Regions from separate parts of the Homo sapiens genome. Here region 2 is linked to region 1. The links are chromatin loops, found by intact Hi-C in ENCODE. Cell type or tissue: endothelial cell of umbilical vein. All regions are shown on one strand. Each heading gives the region's core, and the rest is flanking DNA. Links, peaks and the distances in the headings are about the cores only. Region 1 has its middle 7.5 kb from the start of SP100. Region 2 holds the start of SLC16A14 (solute carrier family 16 member 14).

The links. A loop is a pair of places that touch in the nucleus more often than their neighbours do. Peaks named below come from ENCODE experiments on the same cell type or tissue, not always from the same donor. Only the 100,000 strongest peaks of a DNase experiment are listed, where the experiment ranks them.
Region 2: a loop joins it to region 1, with 4 times the contacts of the local background. A loop is called at or near these places in 6 of 110 quality-filtered maps.

The regions. Positions count from the first base shown.
Region 1 is chr2:230,404,541-230,412,870 of GRCh38, forward strand. No RefSeq gene overlaps it. Among named protein-coding and RNA genes, the nearest start is that of SP100, 7.5 kb to the right of the region's middle. RefSeq lists enhancers at 7,216-7,305, 7,966-8,015 and a silencer at 7,396-7,665. In endothelial cell of umbilical vein, for the core only: no CTCF peak of the experiment used is centred there; DNase peaks (open chromatin) are centred at 3,891, 4,911, 5,121, 7,281 and 1 weaker place; H3K4me3 peaks cover 1,176 bases; H3K27ac peaks cover 4,223 bases.
Region 2 is chr2:230,062,853-230,071,182 of GRCh38, forward strand. SLC16A14 (solute carrier family 16 member 14) reads right to left here and starts at 6,072. Exons shown (of 5, transcript NM_152527.5): 1 at 5,703-6,072. LOC107985995 (a long non-coding RNA gene) reads left to right here and starts at 3,887. Exons shown (of 6, transcript XR_001739918.2): 1 at 3,887-3,925. RefSeq lists enhancers at 4,780-5,550, 5,946-6,065, 6,076-6,135 and silencers at 4,926-5,175, 5,446-5,715. In endothelial cell of umbilical vein, for the core only: CTCF peaks have their summits at 4,314 (motif pointing right) and 6,116; DNase peaks (open chromatin) are centred at 4,359, 5,449 and 6,079; H3K4me3 peaks cover 1,763 bases; H3K27me3 peaks cover 140 bases.

The sequences.
Region 1 (8,330 bases), core at 232-8,231:
GCTGGAAGGCAGACAGCAAGGAAGGTCTGGTACAGACCTGATTTTATGAATCGCAGAACTTCAGAGAACACTGAATTCTAAGCTCAGGATGGTCTCTTATGCCAAAGTCAAGGCCTTCAAACTCAGCATGGGGCTATCTAGGTAGATGTACATGAGAACTTTGAACTCCAGATGCCCCCTGAACCTACTGGGTTTGCAGAAAAGTCTTTCTGCCCCTTGTTGGAAGAGAGAGCTACCACCCCCACCCAACTCCCGATTTTTCTAGAATGAAGACTGTATAGAGACCGCTCAGGACAATGAAAGTGAACAATCATGGGGAGGGCAGCAAATGAAGAGAGCATTTATCCTCCGAAGGAGCTGTAGGACTGGCCAGCGTGCATCAGCAGGAGCAAGGAGATTGTGTCTGGGAGTGGATCCTGGTCCAGGAAGGGTGAAATGTGAAACCAGATAAGTGACGATTATTGGCAAAGGGGCAAGCTTCTCTACCACAGAGTTTAACTAGCCTGGCTTGGGCCAAAGGTGATGATTCTGATATACTCCTGGGTGGCTCCTAGAGACTAAGTATAAGCCATGGTACACATTAAATCAAGTGGAAGCAGAGATACCAGAACTACTGTGGCAGAGTCTGGAAAAGTGGGTCCCAAGGATAGAGAAGTTGGTGTGCTAGAATGACTCTGCACTCTACAACTGGAGAATCCATCCATCAGGTGACTGAGTTCCTCCAAAGGGGACACTACTAATGTGTCTCAGACACTAACTAAGGTGAGAAGGAATGCACTGTTGAGGGGGCAGCACATCCTTAAGAAGCTCAATGGTGGCTGTCCCCTGCAGGCTGGAATAATGCTAGGGATGTTTTATAGAACTGGATCCCCCAGTAGTGAGTAAAATGATAGAGTTCCAGAATAACAGGGGCCAAGTGGCAGCATTTAACTGTGAGGACAAGATAAAGTAATTTCCGTAAGGGGCATCAACGTTAGAGTGACAACTGGGAGGCCTGACCTGTAGGTGTCCATGAAGATGGCTCTTAGGACATGCTGTTCCTCTAGGCAAGACACATATTGCTTTAGACATATAATCAAAAGAGATTGAAAATAGATGAGCAGAAGGCTGAGGTCAGCTATCTAAAGGTAAAGTCTTAGACCCCTTGCCCAGCTTCCAAACCTCAGCCAGTTCTCAGTGGAATCCAGAACTCACTGATGGAAATGAGGGCAGTTTCTCATAAGGAAGAACCTTGTAAGTGTGCGCATCACTGATTCCCTCAAGTTTTCACGGGAGGGCTCTATGGCCAAATTTTTTGAGTTACTCACATGCCGGGGAAAGGAAAATACACAGATCTTTCAAGGGATGTTGAGTACAATATCACAGTTGATGCTAATCCCTGAGGACTCAAAGCCCTTTCGTAGCCCCTGTTAGAGTAGAGTACGTGGAGGTGAGGTAATGTCCATCTCACAATGGGCCCTCTGGATCCACAGGCCACCCAGCAATCATTTCCCCATTTCCTGAATGTATAATCAGGATATACATTCATACATACATCATAAAATATAGCAATTGGCTGACCTGGTTCCTTAACCTCTGGTTTCCTAACCTATGAAATAACAATGACTGTTTTAGGGAAGGCCAAGCAGAAGCCTCTGAAACTGAAGTTTCATGGTGAAAACAAGTAAGTTAAAAGCAATATCACATTCTTGGGGAATGATAGAGATTAGTGCCACCTACAAAGACATGGAGGAGGCAGGGGTTGTTACCCCAGTTACACCTCCATTTTAATTCAGCAGTCTGCCCTCTGGTATCTCCTGGTGGTTCATGCTGCTAAATGGCTCCTAAAACTTAACCAAGGAGTAGCCCCTATTACAGTTGCTGTGTCAAACGTGGTATCTTTATTATAACGGGTTAGCACAGCCTTAGCAAGTGATATGCAACTATTAATACGGAAATGCCACTTTTAAAGGATCCGGCAGGATGTAGGTTGAGAGGAAATTCACATTCTCAAGGATTGGACAAGAGTATATCTTTACAGTCTTGCTCCAGGGCAAGGTGAATCCTGCTCTGTGTTACAATATAGGCTTTCTGGACACTCTGCAATACATTACATTGGTCAACTGTATTGATGACAGTATGTTCATGAGCCTGATAAGCGAGAAATGTTGACTATTCTGAATGACTTAGTAAGTCATAAACACTGCAGATGGTGGGAGAAAAACGTTACAAAGATACAGAGATATGCCATATAGGTAAGCTTTCAGGGGTTCAATGGTCTGGAACGTGTCAGAGCATCCCCTCCAAAGCTCCAAGCTGTTGCACTTCATACCTCCTGCCACTAAGAAACCCAGAGCTTGGTGGTCCTCTCCAAGTGAGGAGAATCACCGTGGTTGACATTCTGATGAAAGTGATTCTAGGCTTTGTAATGTGGTTGTGTGTTTGGGAGGCAGGGAGTGGGGAGGCAGTGGGTATACCATCTTCATAAATAAAAATGTGCTAATCAATGTTTTTCACTTAACAATATAAGATGGACATTGTCACATCAGTAAATACAGCTCTACATCATCTGTGCCTTACCTTTCATTTATCCTCAAAACTGGATGACAGTTGGCTCTTTGATTATTTTTGGTCTGGTAAGCATAGTAATTTGTACTGAGGGGCAGCACAGACTAGCATTCAGTAGCACAGCCTCTGTAAGTGGAAGCCCAGTTCCTGCACTTCTCCACTTGCTGACGGTGTGTCCTTGGGCAACCTACTCATCCTTCCCCTGTACTGTTTCATCTGTAAAAAGGAGATACTAGTAGTAAATAGCTCACTGGATTATTGTGAGGATTAAAGAGTTAATATTTATTATGCACTTAGAAAGTGCTGGCCCTCCATGCAATACATATGTAATAAACAAGCAAACTTAAAAGATTAACATAAACACCTTTGTATCAATTCAGGCTCTTTGCTGTCAAGAAAAACCCAATATATACCCAAAAGAATAGAAATCATTCTATGATAAAGATACATGCATGTGTGTATTCATTGCAGCACTATTCACAATAGCAAAAACATTCAATCAACCCAAATGCACATCAGTGATAGACTGGATAAAGAAAATGTGGTACATATACACCATGGAATACTATACAGCCATAAAAAGAAACTAGATCATGTCCTTTGCAGGGGCATGGATGGAGCTCGAAGCCATTATCCTTAGCAAACTAATGCAGGAACAGAAAATCAAGTACCATATGTTCTCACTTGTAAGTGGGAGCTGAACAACGAGAACACATGGACATAGGGAGGGGAACAACACACTGGGGACTGTTGTTGGGGGCAGGGGAAGAGAGAGGATCAGGATAAATAGCTAATGCATGCAGGGCTTCATATCTTGGTGATGGGTTGATAGGTGGTGCAAACCACCATGGCACACATTTACCTGTGTAACAAACCTGCACGTCCTGCACATGTATCCCAGAGCTTAAAATTAAATTAAATTTAGAAAAAAAAAGAAAAGAATCCAATCACAAAAGACCACATAATTTATTATTCCATTTATATGAAATGTTTAGAATAGGTAAATCCATAGAGACAGAAAGTAGATTGATTGGTGGTTGCCTAATGCTGGGAGGTTGAGGGGAAATGGGTATGTGGTTTCTTTTTATGGTGACAAAAATGTTCTGAAATTGATTGTGGTGATGTTAAAAAGCCCTATGAACATACTACATAAATTTGAATTGTACAATTTAAATGGGTAAATCGTATGGTATGTTAATTGTATCTCAATAAAGCTGTTAAAAAAATAAAAAAGAGAGAGACCCAATTTATCTAGGGTAGACAAAAGTTACTTCGATGATGATATCACAGTGCCTCACAGAAAGGGCCGGAAGGCAGGGTTACAGAGTTGGCAAATGGCCCTGGAAAAGGGCAGGAATCAGAGCATTTCCAGGCAATCATGCAACAGGAATGACACAGCCATTCCCTAAGGATGTTAAGATTTTACTAAATGTTGTTGTTGATTTTTTTAACCTCTCACAATACTTCACTCAAAAGCTCAACTCCCCCCAAACAGCATCTGGCTGGCCTGGCCTGCTCAATGGCCAGCATTGTGATTAACAGCCCCTCACTCCTACACCCAGAAGGGAGAGCTCCTTCACCCAAAGGAACCAGGGACTGTTAGGCAAGGGGGATGGAGGAGGCTGGACAGCCAAGGAAATCACAGCTGACTGAGGAAACCCACCTGGGACACTCACAGCCTAGACCACTGCTGTCTAATGGAGGAATAGGGGCAATTCCAGGCCAGTCAGAGAGGTGGAATTGCTGGGGGATGCCAAGTTCCTTGGGTACACAGGAGCAGGTAACTGTTTCGCCATTGTCCTGTGCTGCGGAGGCAAAGACTGAGTTGGTCACTGTTCATCTGACATGAAACTACCCCTTACTACATTATATCAACACCGAGATATTTCTCTCCTGAAATATTTGTTCACATTTTCCCCTGAACCCCGTGGTGTGTGGGACTGAAAGAGTCTACACTGGTTCATACAAGGACGGCACACTCCATGGTCGTGTAGTGTGGCCCCAGGAATGTTAAGCTGGAAACTAGGGTATGGTGTGTTCAGGGAAGGGGGTGACTCCTCTGCTGAGACACTTGATTACATCTTTAACTGTGTCCTGCTGGAGCTGCTGGGAAGGTGGGTAGGACCACTTTCCATCCCCTGATCACCTCATCCTCCAGAGGGTTCATCCACAGTTGCCTGAGTCTGGATGGGGAGGAGGATGTAGGATCTCAGCCTTGAGATCTCAGGACCTTGAGTCTTGGCCATATAATGATGTAGCCACCACTTCTGGCTCTCTCTGGTGTCTGTTTTCACTCCTCTGAGTCTCACAGAATGGGATTGTGCCCATGACTGGTGCACTCTGCATGCCAGTGGATAGGTCTGCTCTTAGATGTTTTTGTAACGTCTGTGTCAGTACATGTGGCCCAGAGTGCTGTACAGGAGCTGGCTGGTGCTTTTTGTTTTGTGCTTATTCAGGAAATACAAGAAATAACTCCTGGGTTCCTGCATTGTGCCATTGTCTGAATGATAAATGGTAAATCCCGGCCCCACTTCCTCATGCACCCCCCAGTGGGGAAGCACCTAATTTCCAATTCTGGATTCTTACAAGCACAGCTCAAGACTATCATTATTGTCATCACAGCTCAGCCTGGAATCCAGGCTCTGGGATAAATGTGAGCCCCTCACTTCCATAGCTCCACATTCAATGGGCTGAACACCCTTTAGAATTATTCATGAGAGAGGGTGTGATAGACCATAGATGGTATGGGCAGAGGGGTCTCCAATTCTCTCTGGAAAGGAGAGTGTCACCTACTAGACTGAGTCCACTGGCCATTCCCAAGTGGCTAATAGCTGCAGAAATGGATCTACGTCAGGGAACACTTTATTCCCTTATACACCAAGAAAATGGATCAGTAGCAGATGAGATGAATGAGTTTCCAACTTCAATGCCATTGTTTTGGAAACCAGCAAAACTGTGCCAGTATGTTGCCCAGAAAAACATCAGACCAGAACACCCTGGAAGCCATCTGCTCCCCAAAAAACTATTCTACCTGGCAGTTTTATAGCCCACCTGCCCCTGAGAGCCTTATCCCAAGGTAAGACACAGGATATCCAGCAAAACCTGGTTCCCAGGGCCACTTCATGACCTGGCCGGACCAGGCGGTCATCCTGTGTTAGTGGGCTGGGGCCCCATAGGATGTCAACCTGTTCCCTGAGCACAGCATTTGTACCCATGAGAAACAGGTGCACCAGTTAGGAGAAATGCACAGGGCTGTCCCACCAGTTCTGGAGTCATCCTTGGCCCTGGGAAGAGCTCATTAGACTTTATTTTGGATTTCCCCTAGAGCAGATGTTATGACTGACAGTCTAACAAGACCCACCTCATCCTCAAAACAGGGTCTTCTCAGCCCTTGCTAGGCAAAGGTGCCCTGGGAGAGCCCCCCAGTGCTCTGGTCAGCTGTCTCCCACCCACATTTCCAGGAGGAGCACCTGTGGAAAGGCAGACTCCACCCCTTCCCTGCACATCTCCGCCAGACAATGGTTGGCAGATGGGCATTGGCCTTTGCTGGAACTGTACCTCCTGTCTCATAACCTGTCTCGTAACCACTAAATCTTCATGAAGCTACACTTTCCAACCCTGCGCTTCCTTTATTCTGTTCAGCAATACTGAGGAACCTGCCAGGGACCCTCCTCTTCATAGAAGCACCCACTTGCAAGCCCAAAGAAGCAGAAGCTGCTGCCCAGCAGGTGCTGGTGGAGACCATCTGGAGGGGCCACCAGGTATCTCCTTCCCTCGCCACACATGCATCACCTGGCAGTCCTAAGATCTAGGACAGTCTGCGGGCCATTCCAGCTCACCATGGTAAAAGTAATAGACATATGGAGGTTTGCAGAAACATTAGGAGTGCAGACTTGGTAAAAGGCTGCATTGTTCATTCAAGCCTTTCCTGGCTCCAGCCCCAGCCACCAGGCTCCCTCCGCTCCTGGTGGTGTTCAGCCCTGCCTCCTTGGCACCCTGAGGCTCACAAGGAGACCCCAGGCCGACCACAGCTCGAAAGACATTCCTCCTCCTTTCTGAGGGTAGGTCTGACCCCGCAGCCTTAGTTCCATGCTTGTGGAGGCATCCAACATGGAGCTGCCTGGTTCCATATGTCAGGTGACAGCCCCAAGTCTAACGGGGACCCACTGGTGAACACAGGAAGGTGCCACCAGGAATCCCCAGAATGTGAAACATAGTGAGCCTGTAGGGTCGTTCTGTTGCAGTCCAGCAGTTGGGGCTCAAAGTGAAACGAAAGGGAAGGTGAAGCCCCCTCTCCCTCACTCAGGGAGACTGGGTTTCGGGGTGGGGGGCATTGACAAACTTCTGTGCATGAAACGCACTTCTCTGAAGTCTCGTGTCTTCTAATTCACTCCATGCCACCCGTTTTTGCCGTTTGCCCACTATTTTTTAATCCTTTCAACTGCTCAGCATCGAGTCATATCAGTGTGCCCCGCAAGGACAGCAGGAGTGTCCTGCAGGGCCTTAGGGTGCGGGGCAGGCTTAAGGGCTTCAGCCTCCGGGGAGGTGCAGAAGGCAGGGCGGCTTGTGGCTCCGGACGGAATGAAACTCTTAGGGAAGAGGACAGAGACCAGGAGGAGCGAAGGGCAGAGTCCCCCGCCCCTCACGGGCTGAACAGAGGGCAGGCGGCGACCCGGTGGTGCTCGTGAGCTGCCAGAGGGCAAAATGATCTCAGAACCCAGACCTTACATGGGTTCGACTTTATTTAGAAGGAACTACGGCTCTTCTACCACACAATTCGAAGTGTTTGGTGAGCTAGAATCCCGATAAGAGGAGGATTTTCGGTTTCTGTTTCTGCCCAGCCCTGAAGAGGCTGCAGCGCTACGCGCTGCCGGGAGACTGGGCGCCGGCCGGGCGGGGGCGGAGCCCGGAGGAGCGCGGGGCGGCCGCGGGAACGGGAACGCGGGAGGCGGACACGGGGGATGGCGATCACCGACCCCTGCTCGTTGCGCGTGCTCACGGTGTGTCCGTGGCGGGCCTCGCCGGCTAGGTGGCCTCGGAAAGGAGGCATGAGGTGGCGTCCATGGGCCACCAGGACCCTGTGCTGTCCGTCAGTTACCAGGGGACAGGGATCTGCGGATGTTCATCTGCGGATACAACAGGGGCTCAGCTGAAGGACCCTGCGTGATGATGCGGACTCAGGGGTGGCCCTGGGCCAGTCGGTTTCTTCCTGGTGCTGCACAAGGACTGAGGGCGTCCTCCGGATTTCTCATGAATGGTCCCCACCTTCAGAAGGTGGCCAGAGGGACTTCCTGTGTTGTCCAATGCTCCCCTTGTCTTTCTGACTCCCTACAATCCTTCACCCATAGCCTCTTTAGGCCAGTCACTGAGGCTCTGCTGAGCAGGGGACCCTGGTGAGTGGGCCAGGGAGGATCAGACCAGCCTGGTCTCACCCAACTTCCTAAAAGCTGAAATATTGCTACCAAATGCCCGCTGAGCCCGGGGGATAATTGCATCACAATCATGCAATTGCAAGGAGCTATGACCCCAGCCTCTACCCATCTGCGGCACAGATAGAAAAGAACCTCAGAAGAGAGATGTATACCCATGTGCTTGAACCCTTTGAAATATAGGCAAAATGGAGAGACAGACGGCGATCAAAATACCAGCTTTATTCCGGATAAAAGCTGGATTGGGGATGTGGCTTAGATATGTGGCAGTAAAGGGACCCCTAACACTGAACTCCAGAATTGGGCTTATCCGCATGGCCTCAGGCTGTTCCAACTCTCCCCCACGCTATGCAG
Region 2 (8,330 bases), core at 200-8,199, 340 kb before region 1:
CATCTCCTCAACAGCTGTCCAGTCCTCAGCCACTACAGCACCTATGTGCAGTGCTGCTCTTGGCCTGGGTCCTTCCTCCTTCACACATCTGGCTACCTCCCATTATCCAGATTGCTGGGAGTGATAAAATGTTTATCTCAGAAGCCAATTTCCAGGCCGGCGCAGTGGTTCAAGCCTGTAATCCCAGCACTTTGGGAGGCTGAGGTGTGTGGATCACCTGAGGTCAGGAGCTCGAGACCAGCCTGGCCAACATGGTAAACCCCGTCTCTACTAAAAATAGAAAAATTAGTTGGGCATGGTGGCAGGTGCCTAAAATCCCAGCTACTTGGGAGGCTGAGGTAGGAGAATTGTTTGAAGCTGTGGGGGTGAAGGTTGCAGTAGTGAGGTGAGATCACGTCACTGCACTCCAGCCTGGGTTAAAGAGCGAAACTCTGTCTCAAAAAAAAAAAAAAAAAAAAAAAGCCAATTTCTTCAGCCCTTCGAATTATCATTAGGATGGAGTCCCTTCAGCACCTTCTCCCAGCTATTATGTGTGATTTTCTCTCCTTCCCCTCCTCTCTCCTTCCAGCCTCCTCACCTCTTCTGTTGATCCTTCAAGATTCAGTTAATTTATAATAGTGAAACCCTGAAACAGTGAAAAAAGACCCTGAAAACATCTTTACTATCTAACATCAGAATACTTGTTAAATCAATTGATTGTAGCATAGCTAGACAATGTAGGTCTCTCATCAATAATAAAGTTCACACTTTAGCGTGACCCTGTACATTTTCAAAGAGCCCTAGACAGCTTTATTTTTGACATATGTAATAATCTCTTTGTTATTTCTACTAAGACATGTATCCATAGGAAAAAAGACTGGAGCAAAACAAAGAAAAATGTTGATGGAGATTATTCTTTGAATGATGGTCTTACCAGTAATTTCCCGCTTCTTTCTACTATCTTAGTGGTGAGAAATTTCCTCAATATGCCAGGTGTGGTGGCTCATGCCTGTAATCCCAGCAATCTGGGAGGCTGAGGTAGGAGGATTACTTGAGCTCAGGAGTTTAAGACCAGCCTGGACAACAGTGAGACCTCATCTCCGTAAATAAAAATTAGCCAGGCACATGTGGTGGCGCATACTTGTGGTCCCAGCTACCTGGAGGCAGAGGTGGGAGAATTGCTTGAGCCTGGGAGGTTCAGGCTGCAGTGAGTTGTGATCATGCCACTGCACTCCAGCCTGGGAGACAAAGTGAGACCCTGTCTCAAAAAAAAAAAAAAAGTTCCTCAATAGATATATATTACCTGTATTATAAGAAAATAAAAGCTACCTTTAAAATATTGTCTGGATCAGCCTCTTACCTCCAGGTAAATTAGTGGCTGACTTGTAAAAGAGAAAACAAAACAAGATGACCTCTATTGGGAAGTCTTCCAGTATGTCTTGGGTTTCAGCCTTGTCTGTGTGTGTGTGTGTGTGTGTGTGTATGTGTGTGTGTGTGTGTCTGTGTATGCATGTATCTGTCCCCTTCCCAATGTCTGAGCCTGCTTGGGGCTAGAAAGGGATGGGGCAGCCCTTGCTCTCCAAAGCTTACAGCGCAGTGCAGAGCTGCATTGTCAAAGGGCCAGTGGATGAGCCCAGAGAGGGTTCAGAAGGGATGGTTGGTGAGTGTCTTCCCTCTGCCTCTGTTGTGTGCAGAATCCTGAGGAGCCAGAAACAGGAGAACCAGGCAGCTTGACACAAGGTGTGAATAGCTCATAAAAATGTCATTTTGCTGTCCATGGGAAAATGCTCAGCTATGTTTAATGTGATGAAACAACAATACATGGCATTTTCCTGAAGTTCATTTACAACCAAGGAAGGCTTTGAAGTAATACAAATTTAAAAGTTAGAGTTTTTTAGGCCGGGCGTGGTGGCTTATGCCTGTAATCCCAGCACTTTGGGAGGCCGAGGTAGGCGGATCACCTGAGGTCGGGAGTGTGAGACCAGCCTGACCAACATGGAGAAACCCTGTCTCTACTAAAACTACAAAATTAGCCGGGTGTGGTGGCGCATGCCTGTAATCCCAGCTACTCGGGAGGCTGAAGCAGGAGAATCTCTTGCACCTGGGAAGCAGAGGTTGCAGTGAGCCGAGATCGCACCATTGCACTCCAGCCTGGGCAACAAGAGTGAAACTCCATCTCAAAACAAACAAACAACAACAGGAAAAAGTTATAGTTTTTCAGCCCGTGTGTTGAAATATTAAGCACTTTTCTAAATCAATGATAAGAACTTTATATTCTTACTGAATTATTTATGGGTGAAGAGATGTAGGTGCCAACAAACTGCTCTTGATATTTCCAGTTTGTTCATAAATAAGTGACACTGAATAGCATTTAATGGACAAATTTTATTCATGAGGCACAAGGGTGCATGTAGAATATAGTAAAAAAGTTCTTTTTTTTTTTGAGATGGAGTCTTACTCTGTTGTCCAGGCTGGAGTGCAGTGGCATGATCTCGGCTCATTGCAACCTCTACCTTCCAGGTTTAAGCGATTCTCCTGTCTCAGCCTCCTGAGTAGCTGGGACTTCAGGTGTGCACCACCATGCCAGATAATTTTTGTATTTTTGTAGAGATGGAGTTTCACCATGTTGGTCAGGCGGGTCTGGAACTCCTAACCTCAAGTGATCCACCTGCCTTGGCCTCTCAAAGTGCTGGGATTACAGGCGTGAGCCAGCATGCCTGGCCCAAAAAGTTCTTTTGGATCCTCAGGAGGCCCCTATAGATCTGCTGAGCAATGGAGTCAGTTGTATTTCACACTTAAATCTCTCCAAAAGTAATTACTGTTTTGACTACTCATGGTTAACTTCTAGACCAACTAGTTAATGAAAACAAAAGACAACAGAAAAACAAATGTTTATCCCTCCAACTCCAAGATTGCTTGTAGCATTCATATAATTATATACATGTATAATTATATATGTATTTATATAAGATATAAGAATAATTTTAGTATTATAATCCTACTCCACACCTGGAGAGGGAGAACTTAGAGGGTGTATCTGTACCCCTAGGCTCCATGTCTTTGACCACCATAGGGCCTTCAAGCTCCCTTACATTTTCTACATCCTGACATACATGTAAAATGACGATATGCATGTGGCACCCTGAGGCAGTGAATGTGGGGCTTCTGCTAAGGATTAATATGTAAAATGTGGCAGAACACGGTGGCTCATGCCTGTAATCCCAGCACTTTGGGAGGCTGAGGGGGATGGATCACTTGAGGTCGGGAGTCTGAGACCAGCCTGGCCAACATGGTGAAATCCCTTCTCTGCTAAAAATACAAAAATTAGCCAGTGTGGTGGTGCGCACCTATACTCACAGCTATGCAGGAGGCTGAGGCAGCAGAATTGCTTGAACCTGGGAGATGGAGGTTGCAGTGAGCTGAGATGGTGCCACTGCACTCTAGCCTGGATGATAGAACGAGACTACCTCAAGAAAAAAAAAAAGTAAAAGGTAACCCACTCTAAGCAAGCTTGCTATTGGAAGCTTGACAAAAAATATTAGGGCTTCGTTATGAAGAGGGTGAAATAAGAAAATGGGAAGATTACGGGAGCAATAGTCAGCCTTCCATTCTCCCCAAATGAGTTCATAGACGATGAAAAAGAAATTGTAAATGGGGGGTAACATATATAGGCTATGAAACTGGGTCAGCTACATATTTACGTGATAATAGGCAGAAATGAAAATAACAGATCCTTCTAGGGTGTTTCAGATATTAGAACAAAATTAAATTTTCTACAGCAGCGTAGAAAGTTTTACAAGCAAGTCATTTTTTTTTTTTTTTTGACAGAGTATGGCTTTGTCGCCCAGGCTGGAGTGCACTGGTGAGATCTCGGCTCACTGCAACTTCCGCCTCCCGAGTTCAAGCGATTCTCCTGCCTCAGCCTCCCGAGTAGCTGGGACTACAGGTGTGTGCCACTGCATCTTTAGTATCTTTAGTAGAGAAGGGGTTTCGCCATGTTAGCCAGGCTGGTCTCGAAACTCTGACCTCAGATGATCCACCCGCCTCGGCCTCCCAAAATGCTGGGATTACAGGCATGAGCCACCGCGCTGGGCCAAGTCATTCATTTTTAATTTGGCTATTGTTATTACATTGCATGTGGTGAGCTCATTACACATAAGGAAAGCGGGAAGCACGAAGCTAAAATTGAAATTACAGTCTTCCCCAAAGCTACGCAGAGCGTGGTGGTAGCGGCTCTGCATCCCACGCAGGTGAGTGCGGGCTTCACCTTTAATTCTGCTCTGCAGGCGCTTCCGCGCTCTTCACCTGGTGTGTACAGGGCATTTGGGGCCTTTAGAGGGCGCACTTGCGGCCAGCAGGCTGAAGAGGCTGCCGCGGAGAAGGCTGGGGAGCGGAGCTGAGCTGAGCTGGTGCAGACAGCATAGGAGAAAAACAGAACCGAAAAATTCACACCGAATTAGGAGGACTCAACACATACATGCTTCGCTCTGGGTCAGGGACTGTGCTTGGTGGCTTCTCCTCCAGTCCAATTGGCATGAATGTCCGCATTTTACAGAGGAAGAATCTGAGCCATCAAATGGGAGCAATGAAGCTTAGAAAGGTTAAACTAGCAGGCTGTGGAAACCAAATCGGAACCCAGGCCTGCAGGATCCCAAGCCTGTTTTACCTCCTCCCACCCCCAACACTGCCTCTCTCCCCTCTCTTCTCTCTCTCTCTCTCTCTCTCTCTCTCTCTCTCTCTCACACACACACACACAGCCGCACACGCACGCACATGCAAACAAAGAAGCCAGACAAGGCAAAGGAGAATCTCTCTAAGCCCCAATAATGGCCCTCAGTCATCCTTGTTAATGAGCCCGAATCAACTTTTCCTCAGAAAGAAAATGGCTTAATTGGAAAGCAGAGTTCAGCTCCTAAAACATCGTCATGGCCTTGGCAGCGTTTAGCCCCGAAATGGCCGTCCCCGGTCTCTCACCCCATTTCAGCCTCTCTTGAGGAGCCTCAATCGGAAGCGCTAAGGGGGCCCAGCCTCTGCGCGCCCTGGGTGCGGGATCGTGCCCGCGGGGTCCGGCCTCGCGCCCCACCCTTCGAGCGCCCGCCCCCACCCGCGCTCGGTGCTCCCGCTCCCTTGGCACCCCGAGACCACATCCCCACTTCGGGCACCCCGCATCCCTCGGCGCGTTCGGAAGCCAGCAGCCCACCGGGGAAGCTGGGCCGGCTGCAGCACCACAGCCTGTGCAGAGAGGCATCCGCACCCCGCGAAGTCCCTAGGCGCAGCCCCGGGTCCCCCGCTCTGCGCCTCATCACTGTCCAGTTCGAGTCCCAAACGGGCCTAGAGAGCAGCCGGGCAGCGAGGCTGGGCTCCGGGCAGAACGCGCTTCTCCAGCCGGACGGGGGTGCCCAGGATGACGCTCGCGGGGCCCCGGCCAGCTTGAGCAGCAAGGCGCGCGTCCCCAAGCTCCGCCTGGCGGTCTGCCCTGAACCGCCGGTTACCCTGCCCGCCCGCAGCTCCCAAGCCCCCGCGGCGGCCTTGGCACTACCACCTGCCCCGGCACAGTCTCGCCCTCCACCGCCCGGGCAGCCTTTCCCGAGCCTGCCTTGGGCTGGGGCTGCCCCTTCCCGGGGGTCCCTGGGGGTGCAGCGGCCATCTGAAACCTAGGCTCCGATGCCCCCGGCGTCGCTCCATTCCCCAGGCCCGCGGCGCGCGCGGCCTCGGATACTCACCGCCCGAGGCCCGCTGGGCTGCGGCCTCACTCGGCTCCACGCCCGGATCCTCGAACTTGCTGCTCTGCTTGGAGCCCCCTGAGCTGCTGGGTGTAGAGATTTGTTGCAATGTCGCCTATCATCCTGGAGACGCGGGTGCCTGCGGCTCAGCTCTCCGCCCGGCTCGGTGCGCTCTGTGAGGGGCTCCCGGGCTCTTCCGCCGCTCGCTGCCAGGCCAGGTGAGCGTTTGGTGGAGCTGAAAGCTCGACGCCTCAGTCCAGGTGGCTTTAAAACGGGTGCGTTTGGAGGTGCCCAAACCTAACCTGGGCTTCCTTCCAATCGGAGCAATTTCAAATCTTCATGCTCGTTCATTCCTATACCGGCTAATTCTGGTTTGGCAGGGAAAAAAAATGCAGTCACCTCACATGCACACTCTTGTGGCCGGTTGAAGTTTATAGCTTTGGCTGAGGTTCCGCTAAGGCGCTGCACATTTATCACTGGCGGAAAGGTCCTGAAATCTAATCCAGGATGCAAGTGAGACTAGCAGTAGCCTCCATTTCTCTGAGATGGGAGAGAAGGGATGAAACAGACCCTCACTGAAATATTTTTGGCCAAAGAGGACTCAAAGTCCCTTATTCTCTCTCTTTTAGAGACACGGGTTTCACTATATTGCCAGGCTGGTCTCGAACACTTGGACTCAAGGAATCCTCTGGCCTTGGCCTCCAAAGTGCTGGGATCACAAGCTGAGCCACCGTGACCGGCCAGTCCCTCATTCTTGTTTCCACCCTGGGTCCCACCTCTCCCTGCTCTTTCTGCACGTCCATTACCTACCTTCGTGGGCACCAGGCACAACTTTCATCTCAATACCTCCCTACCTCATTCCCAGCAGGGCACACAACATAGTGCTTTGCCTTGGACAGTTTTCTGTATTATTGAAGTGAATGTGTGAGTCGATGAAGCCTGTGCTGTTTTTTCCCGCCTGAAGGTTTTGCAGTAATTCTCTGCTGCTGTTGTGATAAACTGCCACAGTAATAGCAGAGGAAAACCACACAAATTCACTATTTTACAGTTCTGGAGGTCGGAAGTTTGAAATGGGTCATACTAGGCTGAGATCATGGTGTTGGCCACCTTGAAGGCTGTGTTCCTTCTCGTGGCTGTAGGGGAGAGCCACCAGCTTCTGCAGGCCGCCCACATTCCTTGGCTGGTGGCTCTTCCTCCATCTTCAAAGCCAGCACTGCTGCGTCATTTTGTCTTCTTTCCATACTCACATTGCCTTGTCTCCCCTTTTCTGCCCCCACCCCTGTCCACTTTTAAGGACCCTGGGGATTACATTGAGTCCAATGAGATAATCCAGATAATCTCTCTATTTTAAGGTCAGCTGATTAGCAACCTTAATTCCATCTGCAACCTTAATTCCCCTCTTGCCATGTAAGGTAACAAATTCACATGTTCCAGGGATTAGGATGTGGACATCTTTGGGAGACCATTATTCTGCCTACCACAGATTTCCTTCTTTCTTCTTTTCCTTTTTCTTTTCTTCCTTCTTTTTCGTTTCTTTGAAAAAAAATTCACATGTATTTCACATTGCCTTCCTCGGTCACCCAAGCTGGAGTGCAGTAGCATGATCACAGCTCATTGCAGCCTCAACCTCCTGGGCTCAGGTGATCCTCCCACCTCAGCCTCCTGAGTAGCTGGGACTACAGGCACACGCCACCATGCCTGGCTAATTTTTTTGACTTTTTATAGAGACGGAGTCTCATTATATTGCCCAGACTGGTCTTGACCTTTTGGACTCAAGTGATCTGGCTGCCTCACCCTCCCAAAGTGCTGGGATTACAGGCATGAGCCGCTGCACCCGGCCTATATTGCTATTTCTTATATCAATTCTGTCTCTCTTTTTTTTTTTTTTTTTTTTTGAGATGGAATCTCACTCTGTCACCCAGGCTAGAGTGCAGTGGCAATCTTGGCTCACTACAACATCTGCTTCCCAGGTTCAAGCAATTCTCCTGCCTCAGCATCCCAAGTAGCTGGGGTTATAGGAGCGTGCCACCATGCCCAGCTAATCTTATATCAACTCTTGATTTAAAAATTATTGAGGCTGGGCACAGTGGCTCACGCCTGTAATCCCAGCACTTTGGAAGGCCAAGGCGGGTGGATCACTTGAGGCTAGGAGTTCAAGACCAGCTTGGCCAACATGGTGAAACCCCGTCTCTACTAAAAACACAAAAATTAGCTGGGTGTGGTGGCGCCTGCCTGTAATTCCAGCTGCTTGGGAGGCTGAGGCACGATATTGCTTGAATCTGGGAGGCGAGAATCGCTTGAACCTTGAGCTGAGATCGTGCCTCTGCATTCCAGCCTAGGCAACAGAGTGAGACTCTGTCTCAAAAAAAAAAAAGAAAAAAAAATTTTGAGAAAATTGTGAGAAATTGTGGCCAAGTGAGGGCATTTTGATGAGGTGCTAGGCTTCAGTGGTTTACATATCTTACTTTTGCTGATAAGAACACGGGCAACTGGATGGTTAGTGTTCCCTTGGGCGGTGCCTCTCATATCCACTCATTTCAAGCAGGCTTTTGACAGCAAGATTAGGGTTCCTGACAAGCACTTCAATTGCCGATGATCCATTTTGTTGGAAAAGAAGTCTGTAAGATT